2 separate regions of the Mus musculus genome follow, and region 2 is linked to region 1. A link is a loop called in an ENCODE intact Hi-C map of the cell type or tissue named here. Cell type or tissue: heart. All regions are shown on one strand. Links, peaks and the distances in the headings refer to the core of each region. The heading gives the core; the rest is flanking DNA.

Region 1 (3,582 bases), core at 635-3,134:
ATCTTGGTGCTTCTTGAACTTTCCCCTCTTGCTGCATTCAGTGGGTTACCAAACTCCTTCCTGCTCCTCCAAGCTGCTCTGCCTCTCTCACCTCCACTGCTTGCTTCTACGTTAGGACAGAGGACTCCCTGTCCTCTCTCCAACCCACTTCCCACACTGCTCTCAGCAGGTGCTCTCTTCTCCTAACAGAGACCTCAACTGCTCAGAAAAACAATCTCCACAATCTTCTTCAAACCTAAATTGACATGGAGGAGCCCTGCACCCCTGCAGCCAGCTGAGCAGCAGCCCTGGGTACCTGGCAATCTCCTGGTGGTAATCATAGTGTTCATCCTCCTCCAGCCACTCCAGGGATCCCGTGGTAGGATTGGCACGGCCACAGAAGACCTTCATGGTGCCAACTGGCTCCTCAGTGTTTGCACAGAAACGTGAGGCTTGTTAATTTACTTCTTAGGAAGATATCTTGATATCAGAAACCTAATCAATTATAATGCCTAGGATGGAGAGAAAGGACAAGAAAACAAAGAGAAAAAAAAAATAAAGAAACAGACAAAAATGTCAAAGTTACTTACAATTCTTTATTAATGATAACATCGACCTTCAATCTCAGGTCTGGAAGGCAGAGACAGGCAGATCTCTGTGTAAGTTCAAAGTCAACATGGTCTTCATAGTAAGTTCTAGGCCAGCAAGAACTACATAGTGACAGCCCATCTCAAAAGAAAATTAACCAGTATTTTGATATTTCTGACAAGAGTAATTTTCATTTTTTATATAGGATATACCATCAAAAACTATAATAAAAGCCAGTTGTGGTAGCTCATGTCTAAAATCTCAGCACGTAGGAAACTGAGGCAGAAGGATCTAAAGTTTGATGCCATCCTGGGCAATGCTGTGAGACCTTGTCATAAAACAAGAACAAAACAGAACAACGTGTCGTTGCATGTCTTTGATTCTAGCACTAGAAAAGCAGAGGCAGGACCATCTCTATGAGTTCCATGCCTGTCAGGGCTGCACAATGAGATTCCTGTCTGAAGAAAAATTTGGGGGTGAGGGGGGGCCTACAGTAAATATATAGGGCTGTTTGGAAGTTTCGCCACTTTTCAGAAATTCCTACATAATTAAAAAGGCCCCACAAGTCCATCGGGGTCCAGCCTTCAAGTGAAGGCAAGTGAGAAGGCAGGGTAAGCCGAGCAATGAGCTAACATTATACAGTAAAAGCGCAGAAGTGGTTATTCCGCAACAGATTAAGGACACTTGCTTATCTGTGATGTCGCTAGGGTTTCACTAAGAACACACTTAAAAATGCACTGAGGGCCACTCCAGTGTTTTAATCAAAAGCATGTCCACCTCGGGCACACAAACGTCTGGCGCTTCTCCGGGTGAGTGTCGTGAACTGAATGGTTCCCAAACTGCTCAGAATACGAACTGAGAAAGCCATCCCGAAGCAAAACCGCCCGAACGGTCCCGGGACCGAACCGTTCCCGGCTGGGTTAGGGGCGCTGCATACAACTGAGGTCCCGCCCGGTGTGAGTGACTGGGGCGAGGCTTCTGACACAAGTCCTGCGCCCGGCGACAGTCTGAGAAAGGACAGTCACCCACGCGGACCGCTGCGGCAGACCTGCTCAGGGTGCTTGAACCACTCCACGTGGACTCTGGAGCAGCCCGGAAGATAAGTACACCGGAAACCCAAATATCCCCAACGCCAGAGCCCTAAAAATGAGGCCGGAAGACCGACTGCACCCAGGCCCAGCCACGGCCCAACCTCCCCAGCAAGCCCAACAGCTCACCCGCTGTGGGAAGCGATCCACTCGCCGCCACTCCCGCGGCCATTTTGCCTCTCCCACTGTGGGTGGGGCGTCGAGGCGTAGCGTGACGTTCCGTGAGGCCCCGCCCGCTGAACTGGATGGACATCCCGTCGCGCCCCGCGCCTTCCCACAGTACTCCGCGATCGCCGCTATGGAGGCCGGCAGGACTGCGGTGTTGCGCGTGAAGCGGAAGCGCAACGCGGAGCCCGCCGAGGCGCTCGTGCTGGCCTGTAAACGCCCCCGGAGCAGCGAGGTCGAGTCGGCGGCTCGGGAGACGCCAGAGGGCCAGGAGGCGGCGGCGGCGGAGAGAAATGTCTTCCAGTTGGTTGCCACCGTGCGATCCCAGGTATGAGAAGGGTGAATGGACTCTTTGTGGGAGCGATCTTTGAACGCTGCCCGTGTCGCAGTCATCTCTTTTCCCGACGCCCCTCAGGAGGAGCCAATCCAGCAGCTTGTGCGGGCTGCCTTGCGCCCGTCCCGGAGCAGCCAGCTGCGTATCCGCCGCGATCTTCGTGCCTCGGTGCGCGAGGTCCGTAAAGAGGGCCGCTACAGGGTGGTCTCCAGCCACCGATCCTCGGGAACCTCGAACAGTTTGGAGCCTCAGTGTGGGTCAGAAGCTGTCGGGGATGCGGGCTTCCAGTTGTTGGACCTGGTCCACGAGGAGGAAAACCCAGAGGCTGCTGCCACCGACTGCCGCAAAGTGAGTACTGTATATGTCTGCTCTGCTCCCAAAGGCAGTAATGAAGAGCATACACACTGTAAGCTTAAGAATGGATGATCCATCTCTAAGAGTTGACCTCATTTTACCTGATTTCTGTTGTTGTTTTTGTTCTGTTGAGATAGTTTTGCTGTGTAGCTCTGGTTGACATAGTACGGGCTATGGAGCCCAAGCAGACCTCTGACACACAGCAGTTCTGCCTCCGTCGCTCCAGTGCTGGGATTATAAGTAAGCATGTGCAACCCACGCCCCTTAGGATTGGTTTTCTTTCTTTCTCTTTTGCTTGTGTCGTAATACACACCTTCCCTCCCAGCATTTGGGAGGCAGTACCATGTGGATCTCTGAGTTCCAGCCCAAAAAGGACTACATAGTGAGACCTTGTCTCCAAAAAAAAAAAAAACAAAAAGCAAAAAACAAAAACTTTGTGTGTGATTGATCAGGCCTTTAATACTCAAGAGGCATGGATCAATAGATCTCTTCTTTCAAGGCCAGGCAGAGCTACACAGTGAGAACGTGTATCAAAATAAATAAACAGAATTGATGTAGGCCTTTTGAAAGTGGATTTGGCTATTTAAAAGATATACAGTATTTAGAGATGATGTTAAACTGTCATTGCTACGAAAAATGAGGTAAATATGGAAGGAGTTTTAGCTCACAATTTTGGAGGTTTTGGTGCAGTGTATGGTCAGACTACTAACAATTTGCCTCCAACCTCCCTGAAGACGGGGCTCTAGCATTTATATATACCCTCTGAGAAGTTCCCAGAATTCCAAATGTCACAGAAACTATCTACAGCTGACAAAAACCACTTCTGCTAGGGCATGAGGCAAATCATAGTCAGCTGCTTTAGACAGCTCAAAGCAGCCCCACATCCCCACACCTGGGATTAAAACAAAAAAAAAAATAAACTGTTTCTGTGTTCTTTAAAGAAACCAAAATTCCAGACTTGTCACTACAAAGGGAACTTGCGGCAAGTGTTCTTCCTCTGAGCTAGATTCCTAATGTGGTATTTTCCTTTTCTTAATCTTCACAAATACTATGAATTAGATACTTTTATCGCCA
Region 2 (3,582 bases), core at 329-2,828, 61 kb after region 1:
AGCCTGGTCTACAGAGTGCGTTCCAGGACAGCCAGGGTTACACAGAAAAACCCTGTCTAAGACAAGACAAAAAGAAAAAAGGGAAGAAAGAGCACAGGAATTTATGCTCCAGCAGAAAGAAAATATATATATATATACACACACACACACATATACATACATAAACATATATATAGCGTACGTTTCAGCATGTCTCTGTTCTCAGGAGTCCTGGCCAGCGAAACACCAGTTCAAAACGACTTCCATTGGCTGAATGGGGCATCTAAGACTCCTAGAGATTTTAGCCTGGCCTATTACCACATAGAAACATTGTTATTTCTGTTCCGCTGCCAAGTCTAAGACAGAAGAGCAAGTGGGCAGGGAATGTCACCTGGCCTCAGTACAGCCTAGAGTAATTAGGTCTGGAAGCGGAGAGTGGAGGCATGCTCTCAGACTCCCGGACTCCCTCAACGCCAGTTCAAGACTGTTGTCCCAACCCCATTCCTCTCTCCTCCCTTCCCTTAGCCACCCTGTTTCCCTTAGGCCATCTCCTCGAAAGTCAATACCATCCATTCCATAAGCTGAGAGCAGAGAAATGCTTTTGGGGGCCAGCGTGGATAGAACTTGCTACCACTCATTCCCTGTGAAATAGAGAGGGTAGGAGGTAATGACCGATTCTGAGACTGCCTAGGAACCCGCTGAAGTAGGGTTGAATTGCCTCAGTCTTTCCAGCTAAGAAATGGGGGCATGGCGAGGCAAGGTTTGGAGCTGTTGCAGTTAGGTGGAGTGGAAAGCCAGACATTATCTATTCCCTTTACTCTCACGTTTCAGAGGGCTCCAGACCACACCCATGCCCGGTATGGCGGGAGGTGGGCTAACCGAACTGACCCAGGTTAGAAACCAAATGCTCTGGGTTTCGTGCTTAAAGCAGATGCACAACAGAGCAGTTGGCCCACCAGACCCTGGCTGCACTGGATCCTGCAGGATCCACCCACCACCACCCTGAACACGAGTCTCACCCAGCACCACCGGGGGGTGACGTTGGGCCGGGAGCGTCAGGTCTGCCAGCATCATTAGTAGAAACAGAGGTAACAGGAGGCCACTCCGGAGCTGGGTCTCGCGACAGGTGCAGAGATGGCGATCCATGGCGTGAGACTGTGGTCGCAGGTCCAAGGGGCTGCTTTAGAGATTAGGGATCGTGCCTAGGCCCGGGCCGCAGCTCAGCTAGTTAACCCCACCGCTCGCAGATACCAGTCAATTAAGACCCGCCTCTTGCTAAGGCTCTACCAATTGCAACTCTCCGCCACGAGCGTCCCTCCCACCGGAGCTCACCACCCGCCCATGCCCACCTCCGGGACTTTGCTGCGCGCCGAACGCATCGATCGACCAACCGATGGGAGCCGCTTATCATCCCAGCTGTCGCCCTGCTCCTACACAGCCCCATCTCACCTCACCGTGAACCCAACACAGAACAATTCTCAAAGTCCACTCAAGTAGTTCTCATTCCTAATTCCTAGCCTTCCCACAGCACAAGGACCAAAAACATGCCCTTCATTTGCTATGGGTGAATGGTCTCTAAACAAAAAAAGAGGAAGTTAGTGTTTTGGAACTCGGGTGACCAGCAGCTGTCCAGGACCTTTATACGGCCTTTACACTGGCATCCCCAGGGGCATCTAGGTTTGGCCGCCCACGTCCAGAAAACTTTTACTGTCTGCCTTGCCGGTAGAAATGCATGTTAGAACCCAAGAAGCAGGTCTGGGAGAAGAAGCTAAAACAGCCTTTCTTTCTTTTCTTTTTTCTTTCTTTTTCTCTCTTTCTTTCTTTCTTTCTTTCTTTCTTTCTTTCTTTCTTTCTTTCTTTCTTTCTTTCTTTCTTTCTTTCTTTCTTTCTTTCTTTCTTCCTTCCTTCCTTCCTTCCTTCCTTCCTTCCTTTCTTTCTTTCTTTCTTTCTTTCTTTCTTTCTTTCTTTCTTTCTGTTTTGTTTTTCGAGACAGGGTTTCTCTGTGCAGTCCTGGCTGTCCTGGAACTCACTTTGTAGACCAGGCTGGCCTTGAACTCAGAAATCCGCCTGCCTCTGCCTCCCAAGTGCTGGGATTAAAGGCTTGCGGCACTACGGCCCAGAGATCAGCCTGTTTCAAACGGTCTGTCACTCTGTAAGTGCAGCACACGAATAGAGTTGGGAGTGGTTTGGATCTGAAAGTCTGAACCATTTCTCTGTAGGATTCCCCTGCAAAGAACAGGGCTCGAGAGCTCATGTTGGCACTTTAGCCCCTGTCCGCGCAAGCCTGAGGACTCAGGAAGGGCATAAGACTGACTGGAGCGAGGAGCTGGGGCCCAGACGGTAGTAGGCAAAAGGCTCAACACCCAGTAATATGCCAACACTCTGGGGGTGAACTGACCAGTGCTTCTGAGAAATAACCCTCTACATACTTCCTTCTGAAGGCCAACTGTGCTTCTGGGACACTGCTTGGTCCCAAGACTTCTGCTCCACCCCCCACCTCTTCCTTCCCTCTTCTTGGTAAACAGCTGACCCCACGTTAATGCCAACAATTCTAGTTTTTATAGCAAAATAGGAAGTTATTTATTTATTAAATTGTATTTTGGTTTTTTGAGACAGGAGGATTTCTCTCGGCCGTTCTGGGTATCCTGGTACTCACCAAGCTGGGCCCCAACCTTACAGAGATCCCCCTGCCTCTGCCTCCCTAGAGCTGGCATTAAAGGTGTGTGCCATCACCTCACAGCTTAGAAAGTTTTGTTTTGTTTTGTTTTTAAACGATCTATTTGTTTTATTTAGATGTATGAGTATTTCTGCCTACATGTATGTGTATCACATACATGCCTGGTGCCTGCAGAAGTCAGAAAGAGGACTTCAGTCTAATGTAATAGAGTTACAGACAGTTGTGAGGCACCATATAGGTACTGGGAATCAAACTGTAGGCCTCTGGAAGAGCAACAAGTGCTCATAACTACAGAGCCATCTCTCTAGCCCCAGAGAACAGGGCATTTTAAAGCCCACTAACCAATACATTAGGCCCCACTGCCTCCTACTTTAATCTCTTGCATCTGTAAGAGGTTGCTACAGACTGGTCTGGTGAAGGCCAGTACAGAGTCATCGAGACACTCTGCCAAGACTAGGAACAGTCAGAAGTCCAGAGCCAAGAGGGGGTGGGGAGGTGCTAGAAGGCTTGGACAACCTTGGGCATTGGCCAGTATGAACATCTTGGCTAAACTATCATCCTCAGATGACCACAGTCCCAGAAGACCACAGACTTCAGAAGAGTGGCACTGCTTTCAACTCTTTCAACTGGGATTTACTGATGCACCACCTCCCCAAGCACCCAAGCTATTAGGAGTCAGGATTGCTACGGGAATGGCTAACCGTGACCTTTGCTGGCACTGTGGACAAAATCGGGAGTTGAGCTCCCTCCCTCTTTTTAAAGACAAAGGTTTACTACATGGCCCAATGTCTTGGCTGGTTTTCTGTCAACTTGGCAAAAAAAAAAAAAAAAAAAAAAAGAGAGGGAACTTCAGTTCAAAAAAGCCTCCAGAGGATCAGAATGTGAGCAGTTAAGCCTGTAGGAGATTTTCTTAGTGATCATGGGAA

The links. A loop is a pair of places that touch in the nucleus more often than their neighbours do. Peaks named below come from ENCODE experiments on the same cell type or tissue, not always from the same donor. Only the 100,000 strongest peaks of a DNase experiment are listed, where the experiment ranks them.
Region 2: a loop joins it to region 1, with 2.3 times the contacts of the local background. A loop is called at or near these places in 17 of 42 quality-filtered maps.

Annotation. Positions count from the first base shown.
Region 1 is chr8:106,209,285-106,212,866 of GRCm38, reverse strand. It overlaps Slc7a6os (solute carrier family 7, member 6 opposite strand), which reads left to right and starts at 1,934. Exons shown (of 5, transcript NM_001007567.2): 1 at 1,934-2,148; 2 at 2,236-2,502. The coding sequence starts at 1,954. It overlaps Prmt7 (protein arginine N-methyltransferase 7), which reads right to left and starts at 1,813. Exons shown (of 18, transcript NM_145404.1): 1 at 1,785-1,813; 2 at 296-491. The coding sequence starts at 390. In heart, for the core only: a CTCF peak has its summit at 1,939; a DNase peak (open chromatin) is centred at 1,926; H3K4me3 peaks cover 2,453 bases; H3K27ac peaks cover 1,972 bases.
Region 2 is chr8:106,148,030-106,151,611 of GRCm38, reverse strand. Pla2g15 (phospholipase A2, group XV) reads right to left here and starts at 1,258. Exons shown (of 6, transcript NM_133792.3): 1 at 999-1,258. The coding sequence starts at 1,125. In heart, for the core only: no CTCF peak of the experiment used is centred there; DNase peaks (open chromatin) are centred at 1,271 and 2,421; H3K4me3 peaks cover 1,482 bases; H3K27ac peaks cover 1,202 bases.